Regions from separate parts of the Homo sapiens genome. Here region 1 is linked to region 2. A link is an interaction called in ENCODE POLR2A ChIA-PET data of the cell type or tissue named here. Cell type or tissue: B cell. All regions are shown on one strand. Each heading gives the region's core, and the rest is flanking DNA. Links, peaks and the distances in the headings are about the cores only. Region 1 overlaps LINC01841 (long intergenic non-protein coding RNA 1841). Region 2 has its middle 53 kb from the start of LINC01842.

Region 1 (8,326 bases), core at 248-8,247, 75 kb before region 2:
CGCCCGGCCCACCCTGCTAGATTTTAGTTCTTGATCTTGCTCCCTCTCTGTCTCCCCCTGAGAATGTCAGCCCCAGGATATTTGTCTATTTTATTTCCTGCTGTGCCTCCAGAGCTCAGAAAAGGGTTGGGGACTGTAGGGACTTGTTGAGTCAATAGATCGGATGGTGACAAGCCCATAGCCGAATTTTTAGGGCAACATTTTTTTTTTTTTTTGAGATGGGGTCTTGCTCTGTCACCCAGGCTGGAGTGCAGTGGCGTGATCTCAGCTCACTGCAAGCTCTGCCTCCAGGGTTCCTGTCATTCTCCTGCCTCAGCCTCCCAAGTACCTGGGACTACAGACGACCGCCACCACGCCCAGCTAATTTTTTGTATTTTTAGTAGAGACGGGGTTTCGCCGTGTTAGCCAGGATGGTCTTGATCTCCTGACCTTGTGATCCGCCCACCTCGGCCTCCCAAAGTGCTGGGATTACAGGCATGAGCCACCACGCCTGGCCTAGGGCAACATTTTTATAGCCTTATTGAGGAATAACTTATATAGCCTATAATTCGCCCATTACAAACCTACAGTTAGATGACTTTTAGTAAACTCACCTAGCTGTGCAAGTATTACTACAATACAGCATTTGAGAACACTTTGATTTCCCCCCAAATCCCCACATTAGCAATCCATCCGCACTCCCAGCCTCAGCTCCAGGTAATCACTAATCTGCTTTCTGTCTCTAGAGCTCTGCCTTTTCTAGAAATTTCATATAAATGGAATTGTACAATATGTAATATTGTGGGTCTGGCTTCTTCCACTCGGCATATTTTTGAGGTTTATCCATGTTGCTGTGTTTATCAACAGTTTGTTGCTTTCTATTGCTAACCAGTGTTTCCTTGCATGGGAGGACCACAGTTGTTTGTCCATTCATCTGTTGATGGACACTTGAATTTGTCAACATAAAAGAGGCTGGGCTGGGTGCGGTGGCTCAACCCTGTAATCCCAGCACTTTGGGAGGCCGAGGCGGGCGGATCACGAGGTCAGGAGATCGAGACCATCCTGGCTAACATGTGAAACCCCGTCTCTACTAAAAATACAAAAAATGAGCTGGGCGTGGTGGTGGGCGCCTGTAGTCCCAGCTACTCAGGAGGCTGAGGCAGGAGAATGGTGTGAACCCGGGAGGCGGAGGTTGCAGTGAGCCGAGATCGCACCACTGCACTCCACACTCCAGCCTGGGCGACAGAGTGAGACTCTGTCTCAAAAAAAAAAAAAAAAAAAAAAAAAAAAGGAAGAAGCTGAAGCATAAAAGATGATTTAAAGAGTTTACTTGGGGCCAGGTGCGGTGGCTCATGCCTGTAATCCCAATGCTCTGGGAGGCCAAGGCGGGCGGATAACCTGAGGTCGGGAGTTCAAGACCAGCCTGACCAACGTGGAGAAACCCTGTCTCTACTAAAAGTACAAAATTAGCCAGGCGTGGTGGTGCACGCCTGTAGTCCCAGCTACTCAGGAGGCTGAGGCAGGAGAATCGCTTGAACCCGGGAGGCGGAGGTTGCCGTGAGCAGAGATCATGCCACTGCACTCCACTCCAGCCTGGGCAACAAGAGCAAAACTCCGTCTCAAAAAAAAAAAAAAAAAAAGAGTTCACCTGAGGCCAGGCACAGTGGCTCATGCCTGTAATCCCAACACTTTGGAAGGCTGAGGGAGGAGGATCACTTGAGCTCAGAAGTTTGAGACCAGCTTAGGCAACGTGGCAAAACTCCGTCTCTATAAAAAATACAAAAAAATTCTCAGCATCTTGGGAGGCTGAGATGGGCGCATCACTTAAGGCCAGGAGTTCACAACCAGCCTGACCAACATGGCAAAACCTAGTCTCTATTAAAAATACAAAAAAAAAAAAAAAAAAAATAGCTGGGTGTGGTGGTACATGCCTGTAATCCCAGCTACTCTGTAGGCTGAGGCAGGAGGATCACTTGAACCCAGGAGGCGGAGGTTACAGTGAGCTGAGATCGTGCCACTGAATTCCAGCTGGGCAACAGAACGAGAATGTCTCAAACAAACAAAAAATTAATCAGGCAGAGTGGTGCATGCCTGTGGTTCCCAGCTACTTGGGAGGCTGAGGTGGAAGGATCGCTTGAGCCCAGGAGTTCAAGGCTGCAGTGAGCTATGATGGCACCATTGCACTCCAGCCTGTGCGACAGAAATAGACCCTGTCTCAAAAAAAAGAAACCCCAAAACACAACTTAGCCAGGCGTGGCGGTGTCCACTTGTAGTCCTGGTGACTTGGGAGGCTAAAGTGGGAGGATCGCTTGACCCAGGAAGTCGAGGCTGCAGTGAGCTATGATTGCACCACTGCACTCCAGCCTGGGTGACAGAGTGAGACTCCATCTCAAAAATAAAAAATAAATCTTAGCTCTTCTAATAGATGTATGAAGTGGTATCTCCTTGTGGTTTTAATTTGCATTTCTGTAACAACTAATGCTGTTGCGCATCTTTTCATATGCATATTTACCATCGAAATGTCCTCTTTGGCGAAGCATCTGTTCAAATCTTTTGCCCATTTTTAAACTGGGATTTTTTTTCCTTCTTATTGTTGAGTTCCGTATATATTCTTATATAAAGAGTTTTTATTTTAAGAGTTCTTTATATATTCTGGATACACATTCTTTCAGAAAAATGATTTGAAAATATTTCCTCCTAGTTGGCGGCTTGTCTTTTTATTTTCTTTATGTCTTTTGAAGAGCAAAAGTTTTCATTGTGATGAAGTTCAATTCGCTCATTATTTTTTTCTTTTACGGATTGTGGTTTTGGTGACATAGGTAAGAAACCTTTGCCTAATCCATGGTCTCAAAGATTTCTTTTTCTTTTTTTGTCTCCTGAGACGGAGTCTTGCTCTGTCGCCCAGACTGGAGTGCAGTGGTGCAATCTCGGCTCATTGCAACCTCCGCCTCCCCAGTTCAGGTGATTCTCAGGCCTCAGCCTCCAGAGTAGCTGGGATCACAGGCATGAGCCACCACGCCTGGCTACTTTTTAAATATTTTTAGTACAGACGGGGTTTTGCCATGTTGGCCAGGCTGGTCTCAAACTCCTGACCTCAGATGATCCCTCCACCTGAGTCTCCCAAAGTGCTGGGATTACAGGCATGAGCTACTGCGCCTAGTCTCATTTAGTCATTTAGTTACTTTTTGTGTGTGATTATGAGGTAGGGTCTAAGTTCTTTTTTTTTTTTTTTTTTTTGAGACGGAGTCTCGCTCTTGTTGCCCAGGCTGGAGTGCAATGGCACGTGACCTCTGCTCACTGCAACCTCTGCCTCCCGGTTTCAAGTGATTCTCCCTCAGCCTCTCAAGTAGCTGGGATTACAGGCACCTGCCACCACGCCCGGCTAATTTTTTTTTCTTTTTTGAGATGGAGTCTCTGCTCCCATCACGCACAGTGAAGTGCAGTGGCTCAGTCTTGGCTCACTGCAACCTCTGCCTCCCAGGTTCAAGTGATTCTCCTGCCTCAGCCTCCCAAGTAGCTGGGATTACAGGCATGTGCCACCAAGCCTGGCTAATTTTTGTATTTTTAGTAGAGATGGTGTTTCACCATGTTGGCCAGGCTGGTCTCGAACTTCTGACCTCAGGTGATCCACCCACCTCAGCCTCCCAAAGTGCTGGGTTTACAGGCATGAGCCACCATGCCCAGCTGGGTCTAAGTTTTAAATTATTATTATTATTTTTTTACACGTGTATATCCTATTCTTGGGAAAATTTAAAGGGAGTTATTTCTGTTTCTGGTAACGTGCGCGTTCAGTGTGTGCTCCCCTGCCTGTAATTCTCCCATTAGGGTCAGGGCAGGGCTGGAGAAGCGAAAACCATAACTAGAAGAGACTTCCCCAACAGGATGTTGCCCAACCCTGGCCGGGCTGACATTCAGCCTCGAGGGTCCTTATCGGCAGTACAATTGCAGCTGTGACCAAACCCAGCCACCCACAGCCTGACACCCCCAACATCCTTGACCTTCCCTTTAGCTTCGGGCTTGAGCAGGCCTTTGATACTCAAATAGAGAAAGGAGACAGCAAGACCCCTGTGCCTTCTCAGAGGGGGCACCCCCTTCCCCGATGCCTTCACGGGTCCTGCCTCTCCGGGACCCAGCTTCCCTCCTGGCCACCCCACCACCTCCCCAGCCACACCTCATTTCCACCCATCTAGAGAGGGTGAAACACAAACACTCCTGGCAGCCCTGCCCGAGTGTGTCCTGGGACATGGTGGGGTGGGGGCTCCCTGACTCCTGGGAAGGGGAACTCTGGGGTGGCCTGTCCTCCCAGCTCCTCACCCCACTGGTGCCTCGCCCCATGAGTCGTGTGAAAAGGCAACAAAACCAACCGCAGGGAGATATAAAATCTCTTCCTGTATCTGTGACAGCTGTTATGTTGGTCTGGCCGTCTGTTCTTCCTGTGAGCACCTGAATCCGTTCAGACCAAGCTCTTCCTCTCTCCAAGAAGCCTCTATGGCTCCCACCTCACCCAGTAAAATCCAGTCTTCCCCAAGGCCCACAAGGCTTGGCTGTGTGATTTGCCCTGTCACCTCCAGCTCTCTTCCCCTCATTCACTTGGCTCCAGCCACCCCAGCTTCCTCACTGTTCCCCAAATAAATATGCCAGGCCCAGTCCAGCCTCACAGCCTTTGCATGCGCTGTTCCCTCTGCCTGGAACACCTTTCCCCCAGATATTTTTTTATTTTTTTATTATTTTGTGTTTTTGAGACAGAGTCTTGCTCTGTTGCCCAGGCTGGAGTGCAGTGGCGCAACCTCAGCTCACCACAGCCTCTGCCTCCTGGGTTCAAGCCATTCTCCTGCCTCAGCCTCCCGAAAAGCTGGGACTACAAGTGGGCATCACCACGCCCGGCTAATTTTTGTATTTTTAGTAGAGACGGGGTTTCACCATGTTGGCCAGGCTGGTCTCGAACTCCTGACCTCAACTGATCTGCCTGCCTTGGCCTCCCAAAGTGCTGGGATTACAGGCATGAGCCACTGCGCCTGGCCCCTCTCACTCTTTTGTCTGCCTAACATACTTGCTCAGAGGTCACCTCCTCAGTGAGTACTTCCCTGACGACCCCCATATTTGAAATTTTAGCTTCCTTCCCCCAGTCCTTTCTAACCTTTCCCCTCTATTTTATTTTTCTCTATAGCACATCACCTTCTAATATTTTAATTCATGAATTTACATAGAGTGTCAGTCCCATGGGGGCAGGGGTTTTTCTGTCTTGTTCACTGCTGTATCCTCAGCACCTAAAACAGGGCCAGGGACACCACAGGTGCTCAATTAATGTTTCTCAGCCAGGTGCAGTGGCTCAGGGCTGTAATCCCAGCACTTTTGGGAGGCCAAGACGGGCACATCACCTGAGGTCAGGAGTTCGAGACCAGCCTGGCCAACACGGTGAAACCCTGTCTCTACTAAAAATACAAAAATTAGCTGGGTGTGGTGGCGCGTGCCTGTAATCCCAGCTACTAGGGAGGCTGAGGCAGGAGAATTGTGTGAACCCAGGAGGCGGAGGTTGCAGTGAGCTGAGATTGCGCTAGTGCACTCCAGCCTGGGCAACAGAGCGAGACTGTGTCTCAAAAAAATAAATAAATCAAAATAAATAAATAAATAAATGTTTCTTGAATAAATTGTCACTTTTGCCTACACTCTTTGTCTACTGAGGTCTGTAGGGCCATCCCCACCCTCATCAACAGGAGTGGCTCATGGACTCATTCTATCCTTTCTAGCCACTGTGATTGGTTCCTAAATGACATGTGACCCCAAACTGTCCAATCAGAGGGAGCCCAGGAATTATTATTTTCTTCTTTTGAAGCAGGGCTTCACTTTGTCACCCAGGTGTGAGTGCAGTGGCACGATCATGGTTCCACTGCAGCCTCAATTCCCAGGCTCGAGTGATCCTCCCTCCTTATTTTTTAATTTTTTTTTATAGAGATGAGGTTTCACTATGTTGCCCGGGCTGGTCTCAAACTCCTGGGCTCAAGCAAGCCTCCTGCCTTGGCCTCCCAAACTGCTGGGATTACAGGCATGAGCCACCACACCCAGCCAGATTACTTTGTTTGAGCCCGTGAATCCAGCTGTCCCTGAAGCCAACATATCTTAAACTTTTCAATGACACAAACCAATAAATTATCATTATTTTTTCTTTAAGCCAGTTTGGGTTTGGATTTTTTACTTGCAACTAGAATAGTCTTCCCCAATCAACCACCTCTCCCTCCCTCCCTTGCTCACTCTCTTCTTTCTTCTCTCCCTCCCTCCTTCCTCCTTTCTCTCTCTTTTTTTTTTTTTTTTTTCAGGACCAACTCTGGTCCAGGCTGGAGTGCAGTGGCATGATCTTGGCCCACTGCAACCTCTGCCTCCCAGTTCAAGCAATTCTCCTGCCTGAGCCTCCCGAGTAGCTGGGATTACAGGCACCTGCCACCATGCCTGGCTAATTTTTGTATTTTTAGTAGGGACGGAGTTTAGCCATGTTGGCCAGGCTGGTCTCAAACTCCTGACCTCAAGTGATCGGCCCACCTTAGCCTCCAAAAATGCTGACATTGCAGGCGTAAGCCAGCGCGCCTAATTTAATCTCTACTATATCTTGGCAGAGTCACTATGTCCTCCAACACAGCTGAATCAAAACCGTATTTCACCTTTCTGCCAAACAGCTCTCCACCCATCATTCCCTCCTCCGCCTTCCCCTGCCATCCCCTCCCCCACTCTGTGTGGGGGACTCTGCCCAGTATGGGAATGAATTATGGCTCCCCCACTAGAGGGCTGCGTGCCCTCGCTAAGTGACTTCACCTTTCTGGGGCCTCACTTTCCCCATCTATAAAATGAGGTCATAACAGTATACCCATTGTTCCCAAGTCTGCCTCCTCTCTAACCACGCCCTTTTTTTTTTTTTTTTTTTTTGAAACAGAGTCTCGCTCTGTCACCCAGGCTGGAGTGCAGTGGTGCGATCTTTGCTCACTGCAATCTCCACCTCCTGGGTTCATGTGATTCTTGTGTCTCAGCCTCCTGAGTAGCTGGGACTATAGGTGCCCGCCACCATGCCCAGCTAATTTCTTTTTTTCTTTCTTTCTTTCTTTTTTTTTTTTTTTTGAGATGGAGTCTCCCTCTGTGAGGCTGCCAGTGGAGTCCAGGCTGGAGTCCAGTGGCATAATCTAGGCTCACTGCAACCTCTGCCTCCCGGGTTCAAGCGATTCTCCTGCCTCAGCCTCCTGAGTAGCTGGGACTACAGGCGCATGCCACCATGCCCAGCTAATTTTTGTATTTTTAGTAGAGACAGAGTTTCACCACATTGGCTGGGATGGTCTCAAACTCCTGACCTCCTGATCCACCCACCTCGGCCTCCCGCAGTGCTAGGATTACAGGCATGAGCCACCGCGCCCGGCCTCTAATTTTCATATTTTTAGTAGATACGGGCTTTCACCATGTTGCCCGGGCTGGTCTCGAACTCCTGATGTCAAGTGATCTGCCCGCCTTAGCCTCCCAAAGTGCTGGGATTACAGGCGTGAGACACCATGTCAGTCCTCTAACCCCTTCTGACTGACCCATCACTTGAGCCTTGCTCACTTGCCCTGCTCCGGCCCTCTGGCCCCTGCTCCTGGCTCACTTGCCCTGCTCCCCCAAGTCCACTCCTTGGCCATAGAAGAAGGTCTCAACCCACCGGACCCCCACGGCCACCACAGTCAGGTCTGGAACTCTGAGGAGGCTGTTGTCATCACCCCCATTTCACAGATGAGGATACTGGGCCCTGAGTCACCCAGCCAGGATCTAAACAAGGCAATTTACATAAGAGAGGTAAAAGTGTGGCCAGGGGCAGTGGCTCATGCCTGTAATCCCAGCACTTTGGGAGGCAGAGGCAGAAGGATCTCTTGAGGCCGTAAGTTTGAGACCAGTCTGGGTAACATAACAAGACCCCATCGCTGCAAAAAACTATTTTTAAATTATCTAGATGTGGTGGTGCGTGCTTATAGTCCCAGCTACTTTGGAGGATCGCTTGAGGCCAGGAGTTCAAGGCTGTAGTGAGCTATGAGCATACCACTGCACTCCAGCCCGGGCAACAGAGTGAGACCCTGTCTCTGTAAAAACAGAGAGCAAGGGCCGGGCACAGCGGCTCATGCCTGTAATCCCAGCACTTTGGGAGGCCGAGGTGGGCAGATCACTTGAGGTCAAGAGTTCGAGACCAGCCTGGCCAACATGGTGAAACCCCATCTCCACTAAAAATATTAAAAAATTAGCCAGGTGTGGTGGTGTGCGCCTGTAATCCCAGCTACTCGGGAGGCTGAGGCCTGAGAATCATTTGAACCCAGGAGGCACAGGTTGCAGTGAGCCCAGATCA
Region 2 (8,326 bases), core at 3-8,002:
CAGTGGCACGATCTCAGCTCACTGGAACCTCTGCCTCCCGGGATCAAGCAATTCTCCTGCCTCAGCCTCCCCAGTAGCTGGGTTTACAGGCATGCACCACCATGCCTGGCTAATTTTTGTATCTTTGGTAGAGATAGGGTTTCTCCATGTTGGTCAGGCTGGTCTCGAACTCCCAACCTCAGGTGATCCACCCGCCTTGGCCTCCCAAAGTGCTGGGATTACAGGCGCGATCCACTGCGCCTGGTGAAACAATGGGGTGTAAAAGTACTACCTGACCTTTAGCAGCAAGGAAGGGGACCCTAGTGCAGCCTGATTCATGGTTCATTGTAACTGTATTTCTGTCTGGAATCTGGCATGCAATCCTTGTCAACTCTGTAGGAGGGGTTTTGAAAGGGTCATTGCAGATATTAGAATTCTGAAGATGAGATCATCCTGGAAAACATGGTAGTCCTAAATCCACAGACGACTCTCCTTAGGAGAGACACAGAGAGGAGACACAGTAGAGAAGGACCCGTGAAGACGGAAGCAGAGGTTGGAATGCTGTGGTCGCCACCGAGGAATGCCTGGAGCCCTCACAAGCTGGAAGGGGCCAGGAGGGATTCCTCCCTAGAGCCTCTGTGGGGAGCGTGGCCCTGCAGATGTTTTGATTTCAGACTTCTGGCCTGCAGAACTGTGAGAAAATAGGTTTCTGTTGTTTTAAGTGACTCAGTTTGTGGTACTGTTATAGCGGCCACAGGAAGGAAACAAATCCAGGGGTCAGATGGTTCTCATTGCACTGGGTCTGCTGTCAGCCAACCTTGCCTTTCAGGACCTAGTGGTGTTCAGAATGAAATCTTTCACTTTCACTTTTTTTTTTTGAGACAAGGTCTCACTCTGTCACCTAGGCTGGAGTGTAGTGGGGCAATCTTGGCTCACTGCAACTTCTGCCTCCCAAGTTCCAGCGATTCTCCTGTCTCAGGCCAAGGCAGGTGGATCACTTCAGGTCAGGAGTTCAAGACCAGCCTCGCCAGTGAAACCTTGTCCCTACTAAAAAAATATAAAAAATACAAAAATTAGCCGGGCGTGGTGGTGTCCACCTGTAGTCCCAGCTACTCGGAGGCTGAGGTGGGAGAATCACTTGAACCCAGGATGTAGAAGTTGCAGTGAGCTGAGATTGTGCCACTGCACTCCAGCCTGGGCAGCAGACTGAGACCCTGTCTGAAAAAAAAACAAAAAACAAAAAACAAAACAGCTGGGTGCAGTGGCTCACACCTGTAATCCCAGCACTTTGGGAGGCCGAGGCGGGCGGATCACGAGGTCAGGAGTTCGAGACCAGCCTGACCAATATAGTGAAACCCTGTCTCTACTAAAAATACAAAAATTAGGCCGAGTGCAGTGGCTCACACCTGTAATCCCAGCACTCTGGGAGGCCGAGGCGGGTGGATCACGAGGTCAGGAGATTGAGACCATCCTGGCTAACATGGTAAAACCCCGTTTCTACTAAAAATACAAAAAAAAAAAAAAAAATTAGCTGGGCGTGGTGGCGAGCGCCTGTAGTCCCAGCTACTCCAGAGGCTGAGGCAGGAGAATGGCGTGAACCCGGGAGACAGAGCTTGCAGTGAGCCGAGATCGGGCCATTGCACCCCAGCCTGGGCGACAGAGTGAGACTCTGTCTCAAAAAAATTTATCTTCCGAGTAATGTGCAAAGGAAATCAGTATTCGGAAGAGCTATCTGCACTCCCAAGTTCTTTGCAGCACTATTCACAATAACAAGATATGGAAGCAACCTAAGTGTCCATCAATGAATGAATGGATAAAGAAAATGTGGTGCATATACACAATGGAGTACTGTTCAGCCTGATAAAAGAAGGAAATCTTGTCATTTGCAACAACGTGCATGAATCTGGAGGACATTATGCGAAGTAAACTAAGCCTGGCGCAGAAAGACAAATAGTTCATGATCTCACTTGTATGCAGAATCTAAAAAAAAAAAAGTCACATTCACCGAAGTAGAGAGTAGAACAGTCCTTACCAGAGTCTGGGGTCGCGGAAAACATGTTGCCCAAAGGATACAAAGTTTCCATTAGGAAGAGTAAGTCCTGGTGATCTATTGCACAGCAAGGTGGCTATAGCTAATCATAATGTATATTTTTTCTTTTTCTTTTTTTTTTTTTTTTTGAGACAGAGTCTCGTTCTGTTACCCAGGCTGGAGTGCAGTGGCACAATCTCGGCTCACTGCAACCTCCACCTCCCGGGTTCAAGCAATTCTCTGCCTCAGCCTCCTGAGGAGCTGGGACTACAGGCGCCCGCCACTACGCCTGGCTAATTTTTATATTTTTAGTAGAGACAGGGTTTCACCATCTTGGCCAGGCTGGTCTTGAACTCGTGACCTCGTGATCCACCTGCCTCGGCCTCCCAAAGTGCTGGGATTACAGGCGTGAGTGACTGTGCCCCACCCCATAATGTATTTTCAAACTTGTGAAATGAGTGGATTTTAAATGGTCTCACTATAGGGTCTGGTGCGGTAGCTCACATGTGTAATCCCAGCATTTTGGGAGGCTGAGATGGGAGGATCACTTTAGCCCAGGTGTTCAAAACCAGCCTGGGCAATATTTTACACACCCTGTCTCTAAAAAAACAAACTGTTCTCGCTACAAAGAAATAAGTATGTAAGGTGATGGATATGTTCATTAGCGCGATCTGCTTTATAATATATACAGTATTGAAACATCACATCATACTCCATAAACATATGCAATTACTTGTCAATTAAAAATTAGGGATCAGATGTGGTAGCTCACACCTGTAATCCCAGCACTTTGGGAGGCCAAGGCGGGTGGATCACTTGAGGTCAGGAGTTTGTGACCAGCCTGACCAACATGGTGAAATCCCAACTCTACTAAAAATATGAAATTAGCCAGGCGTGGTGGCACGTACCTGTAATCCCAGCTACTTGAGAGCCTGAAGCAGGAGAATCGCTTGAATCCAGGAGGGGGAAGTTGCAGTGAGCCAAGATTGTGCCATTGCACTCCAGCCTGGGCAACAGAGCAAGACTCTGTCAAAAAAAAAAGAAAAAGGCTGGGCATGGTGGCTCACGCCTGTAATCCCAGCAATTTGGGAGGCCAAGGCAGGCGGATCATAAGGTCAGGAGTTTGAGACCAGCCTGGCCAACATGGTGACACCTCGTCTCTACTAATAATACAAAAATTAGCTGGGTGTGGTGGTGTGCACCTGTAGTCCCAGCTACTCAGGAGTCTGAGGCAGGAGAATGGCGTGAACCTGGGAGGCAGAGGTTGCAGTAAGCCAAGATTACCTAGTGACAGAGCAAGACTCTGTCTCAAAAAAAAAAAAAAGAGAAAGAAAAGGAAGGAAGGAGAGAGGGAGGGAAGGAGAAAGAAAGAGAAAGGAAGGAAGGAAAGAAGGAAGGAATGAAGGAAAGGAATGAAGGAAAGGAAGGAAGGAAGGAAGGAAGGAAGGAAGGAAGGGCTGGGTGCAGTGGCTCACGCCTGTAATCCCAGCACTTTGGGAGGCCGAGGCGAGCGGATCACGAGGTCAGGAGATCGAGACCATCCTGGCTAACACGGTGAAACCCCGTCTCTACTAAAAATACAAAAAAATTAGCCGGGCGTGGTGGCAGGCGCCAGTAGTCCCAGTTCCTCAGGAGGCTGAGGCAGGAGAATGGCGTGAACCCGGAAGGCGGAGCTTGCAGTGAGCCAAGCTTGCAGTGAGCCGAGATCGCGCCACTGCACTCCAGCCTGGGCAACAGAGCGAGACTCCGTCTCAAAAAAAAAAAAAATAGAAAAGAAAAGAAAGAAAGGAAAGAAAGAGAGAAAGGGAGGGAGGGGGAGAGAGAAAGAGAAAGAGAGAAAGAAAGAGAAGAAAGAAAGAAAAGAAAAGAGATCTTCACTGTGGTCTGGCTTCTGTTGCTAGTCGTTGTGTCTCCCTGGTTGAAATGTCCATCTTAGCATCCCGTTACTCTATCGGCATTCAACTCTGGTAGTCACTGGTGTGACATTATTGCGTAAATGTTCCTGGCCAACAGAGAAGAGGAAAATTTGTAGAAGGGAAGAAAGAATGGATGAGGGAGCATGGGTGGAAAATTTAAGGGTGGTCTGAGCTATACCCAGGAAGCCTGGGATCGGGAAAACCCAACTCTCAGTGCCCTTGGGGCTGAGAGCAACATAAGGTTTAGCAGCCTTAGTAATTTCTTTAAAATCTAAACTGGGGCCGGGGGCAGTGGCTCATGCCTGTAATCCCAGCACTTTGAGAGGCTGAGGTGGGTGGATCATCTGAGATCAGGAGTTCGAGACCAGCCTGGCCAATGTGGCGAAACTCCATCTCTACTAAAAATACAAAAATTAGCTGGGCATGGTGGCGGGCGCCTGTAATCCCAGCTACTTGGGAGGCTGAGGCAGGGATAATTGCTTGAACCCAGGAGATAGAGGTTGCAGTGAGCCGAGATGGTGCCACTACATTCCAGCCTGGGCAACAGAGCAAGACTCCATCTTAAAAAACAAAATCTAAATTGGACCAGGCATGTTGGCTCACACCTGCAATCCCAGCACTTTGGGAGGCCAAGGAGACCAGCCTGGACAACACAACAAGACCCCACCTCTACAAAAAACTTTAGAATTTGCCAGGCGTGGTGGCACATGCCTATAGTTCCACCTGCTTGGGAGGCTGAGGTGGGAGGATCGCTTGAGCCTAGGGAGGTCAAAACTGTAGTGAGCCATGATTGTGCCCCTACACGCTAGCCTGGGCAAGAGAGCGAGACCCTGATTCTATATTAATTCCTTGAGCCACTGTGATTTTGATTTTTGTCCCAGCAGCCAACAAAGAAAAAGGCTTCCTTCATTGACTTCTGTGGGGATTCAATGACGTCGTACACATAAAGCACTTAGCATATGCCTGGTACATGGTAGGTGCTCACTAAATGTTCATTATTCCCACCCCCCATTTTGGTTTTGGGAAGGAGATGCCTTTGGTCTCCAGACTGGCTTCTCAGGGGTATCCCTAAGGTGTATTAGGAAGTTAGGACATGTGGCTTCTATGCAGGTCATTCTCTATTCCTGTTACCTACCCCAGGTTCCATCAATCTGCAGTCCAATCCTGTTTTTTGGTGTTTTTTTTTTTTCTTTTTTTTGAGACAGAGTCTTGCTCTGTCTCCCAGGCTGGAGTGCAGTGGAGTGATCTCAGCTCACTGCAACCTCCGCCTCCCAGGTTCAAGCAATTCTCCTATCTCTGCCTCCCACAGTGCTGAGATTACAGGCATGAGCCACTGCGTCCGGCCAACCATCCTGTTCTATGTCCTGAGAGCTGACCTCTAGGCCCACACCACTGGGCTCCATTGCCCTCTGCTTTGGGGTTGGATTCAGCCAAAAGGAGGTACTGGTGGGAGGGAAAAAGCCTGGGCGTTCCCCTGCAGCTTCACCCCCTCAAGAGCAGATCTGCTTCTTCCAAAGGGAACCTCTTTTCTTTCTTCAGTCACATCCATTTTTTTTCTTTTTTTTTGAGACAGAGTCTCACTCCATCACCCAGGCTGGAGTGCAGTGGCGCGATCTCAGCTCACTGCAACCTCCACCTCCCGGGTTCAAGCAATTCTCCTGCCTCAGTCTCCTGAGCGGCTGGGACTATAGACAAGGCATGTGCTACCATGCCTGGCTAATTTTCTGTATTTTTAGTAGAGACGGTGTTTCATCCTGTTGGCCAGGCTAGTCTTGAACAGGACCTCACATGATCCACCCGCCTTGGCCTCCCAAAGTACTGGTGTGTCCAGAATCAGTGGGTTCTTGGTCTCACTGACTTCAAGAACGAAGCCGCAGACCCTTGCAGTATTACAGTTCTTAAAGGTGGTGTGTCGGGAGTTTGTTCCTTCTGATGTTCGGATGTGTTTGGAATTTCTTCTTTCTGGCGGGCTGGTGGTCCCGCTGGCTTCGGCAGTGAAGCTGCAGACCTTCACGGCGAGTGTTGCAGCTCTTAAGGCAGCACGTCTGTAGTTGTTCATTCCTCCCGGTGGGTTCCTGGTCTCACTGGCCTCAGGAGTGAAGCTGTAGACCTTCGCGGTGAGTGTCACAGCTCATAAACGCAATGCAGACCCAAAGAGTGTGCAGCAGTAAGATTTATTGCAAAGAGCAAAAGAACAAAACTTCCACACCATGGACGGGAATGGGAGCAGGTTGGCACTGCTAGCTCGGGCAGCCTGCTTTTATTCCCTTATCTGGCCCCACCCACATCCTGCTGATTGGTCCGTTTTACAGAGAGCTGATTGGTCCATTTTGACAGGGTGCCAATTAGTGCGTTTACAATCCCTGAGCTAGGCACAAAAGTTCTCCAAGTCCCCACTAGATTAGCCAGACACAGAGCACTGATTGGTGCATTTACAAACCTTGAGCTAGACAGAGAGTGCTGATTGGTGTATTTACAATCCCTTAGCTAGACACTAAAGGTTCTCCAAGTCCCCACCATATTAGCTAGATACAGAGTGCAAACCTTGAGCTAGACACAGAGTGCTGATTGGTGTATTTACAAATCTTGAGCTAGACACAGAGTGCTAATTGGTGCATTTACAAGCCTTGAGCTAGACAGAGTGCTGATTGGTATATTTACAATCCCTTAGCTAGACATAAAGGTTCTCCAAGTCCCACTGGACTCAGGAGTCCAGCTGGCTTCACATAGTGGATCCCGCACCAGGGCAGCAGGTGGAGCTGCCTGCCAGTCCCGCGCTGTGCGCCCGCACTTCTCAGCTCTTGGGTGGTCGGTGGGACCCGGCGCCGCGGAGCAGGGGGCGGCGCTGGTAGGGGAGGCTCAGGCCGCACAAGAGGCCATGGCGTTGGGGGAAGGCTCAAGCATGGCAGGCTGCAGATCCCGAGCCCTGCCCGGCGGGGAGGTAGCTGAGGCCCAGCGAGAATTCGAGCACAGCGCCGGGACCCGGCGAACCCTCCGCAGCTGCTGGCCCGGGTGCCAAGCCCCTCACTGCCCAGGGCCGGCAGCGCCAGCCTGCTGCTCCGAGTGCGGGGCCACGGAGCCCACACCCACCTGGAACTCACGCTGGCCTGCAAGTGCAGCGGGCAGCCCTGGTTTCCACCAGTCCGCACCTCCCCACAAGCTGAGGGAGCTGGCTCCGGCCTCAGCCAACCCAGAGAGGGGTTCCCACATTGCAGCCGCAGGCTGAAGGGCCCCTCAAGCGCGGCTAGAGTGGGCGCCTGAGGCCCAGGAGGCGCCGAGAGCGAGCGAGGGCTGCGAGGGCTGCCAGCACACTGTCACCTCTCACTGGGATTACAGGCTTGAGCCACCATGGCCGGCGGACATCCTCTTCTTAAATGCCCCTCCACTAAACCCTTTGAGGCCACCCCACGTGCTTCCCTCCAGCCCCAAACCCGCCAGCAACCCCAGGCACAGGGCCTGGCCCGGTTTCTTGCAAAACTTTCTGAACCCGCTCTGACTACTAAGTGGTTAAAAATATCCACTCCACCCAGGCAATTTTGCTAAGCTTATGTCAGGGGGAGAAAGGGAGACTCCGGAGAGCTCACAAATGAAGCAAATTGCTGAAAATCGGATTTTTACTGTCTTATCTCGGAGCCACATGAGAGGAGAGGAGATTGCAATTTCTGCGGGAACTTTCTCACATCCCCGAGTTTGAAGAGAGCAAGTGGCAGGGGAGGAGGTGCAGAGAGAAGGCTGGGAGAGGGAACCAGAAGAGAAGAGAGAGGTGTGAGAAGGAAAAAGCAAGTAGAGGCTGGGAGCGGTGGCTCACGCCTGTAATCCCAGCACTTTGGGAGGCTGAGGTGGGCGGATCACTTGAGGTCAGGAGTTCAAGACCAGCCTGACCAACATGGTGAAACCCTGTCTCTACTAAAAATACAAAAATTAGCTGGGTATGATTGCGTGCGCCTGTAGTCCCAACTACTTGGGAGGCTGAGGTGGGAGAATCGTTTGAACATGGGAGGCAGAGGTTGCAATGAGCCAAGATCACACCACTGCACTCCAGTCTGAGTGACAGAATGAGACTCTCTCTCAAAAAAAAAAAAAAAAAAAAAGCAAGAAGACAGAGGGGGAGGAAAGAATACACAAGAGAAAAGGAAAACAGCCACGTGAGACATTAAGGCAGAACTGAGAAAGGTAGCTGGGTGCAGTGGCTCATGCTTATAATCCCAGCACTTTGGGAGGCTGAGGAGGGAGGATTGCTTGAGGCCAGGAGTTCGAGACCAGCCTGACCAACATGGCAAGACCCCATTTCCACTAAAAAGAAAGAAAAGGGCCAGACACAGTGGCTCACACCTGTAATCCCAGCACTTTGGGAGGTTGAGGCAGCCAGATCACCTGAGGTCAGTATTACATGCGTCCATAT

The links. Peaks named below come from ENCODE experiments on the same cell type or tissue, not always from the same donor. Only the 100,000 strongest peaks of a DNase experiment are listed, where the experiment ranks them.
Region 1: POLR2A ChIA-PET joins it to region 2 with 11 read pairs; 5 of 35 experiments call an interaction of 5 or more read pairs at or near these places.

Annotation. Positions count from the first base shown.
Region 1 is chr19:14,352,032-14,360,357 of GRCh38, reverse strand. All of the region lies in intron 1 of LINC01841 (long intergenic non-protein coding RNA 1841), which reads left to right. Among named protein-coding and RNA genes, the nearest start is that of LINC01841, 7.8 kb to the left of the region's middle. RefSeq lists enhancers at 4,000-4,049, 4,120-4,299, 4,360-4,459. In B cell, for the core only: no CTCF peak of the experiment used is centred there; DNase peaks (open chromatin) are centred at 3,875, 4,357 and 5,212; H3K4me3 peaks cover 480 bases; H3K27ac peaks cover 1,901 bases.
Region 2 is chr19:14,276,375-14,284,700 of GRCh38, reverse strand. No RefSeq gene overlaps it. Among named protein-coding and RNA genes, the nearest start is that of LINC01842, 53 kb to the left of the region's middle. RefSeq lists a silencer at 6,490-6,784. In B cell, for the core only: no CTCF peak of the experiment used is centred there; no DNase peak of the experiment used is centred there.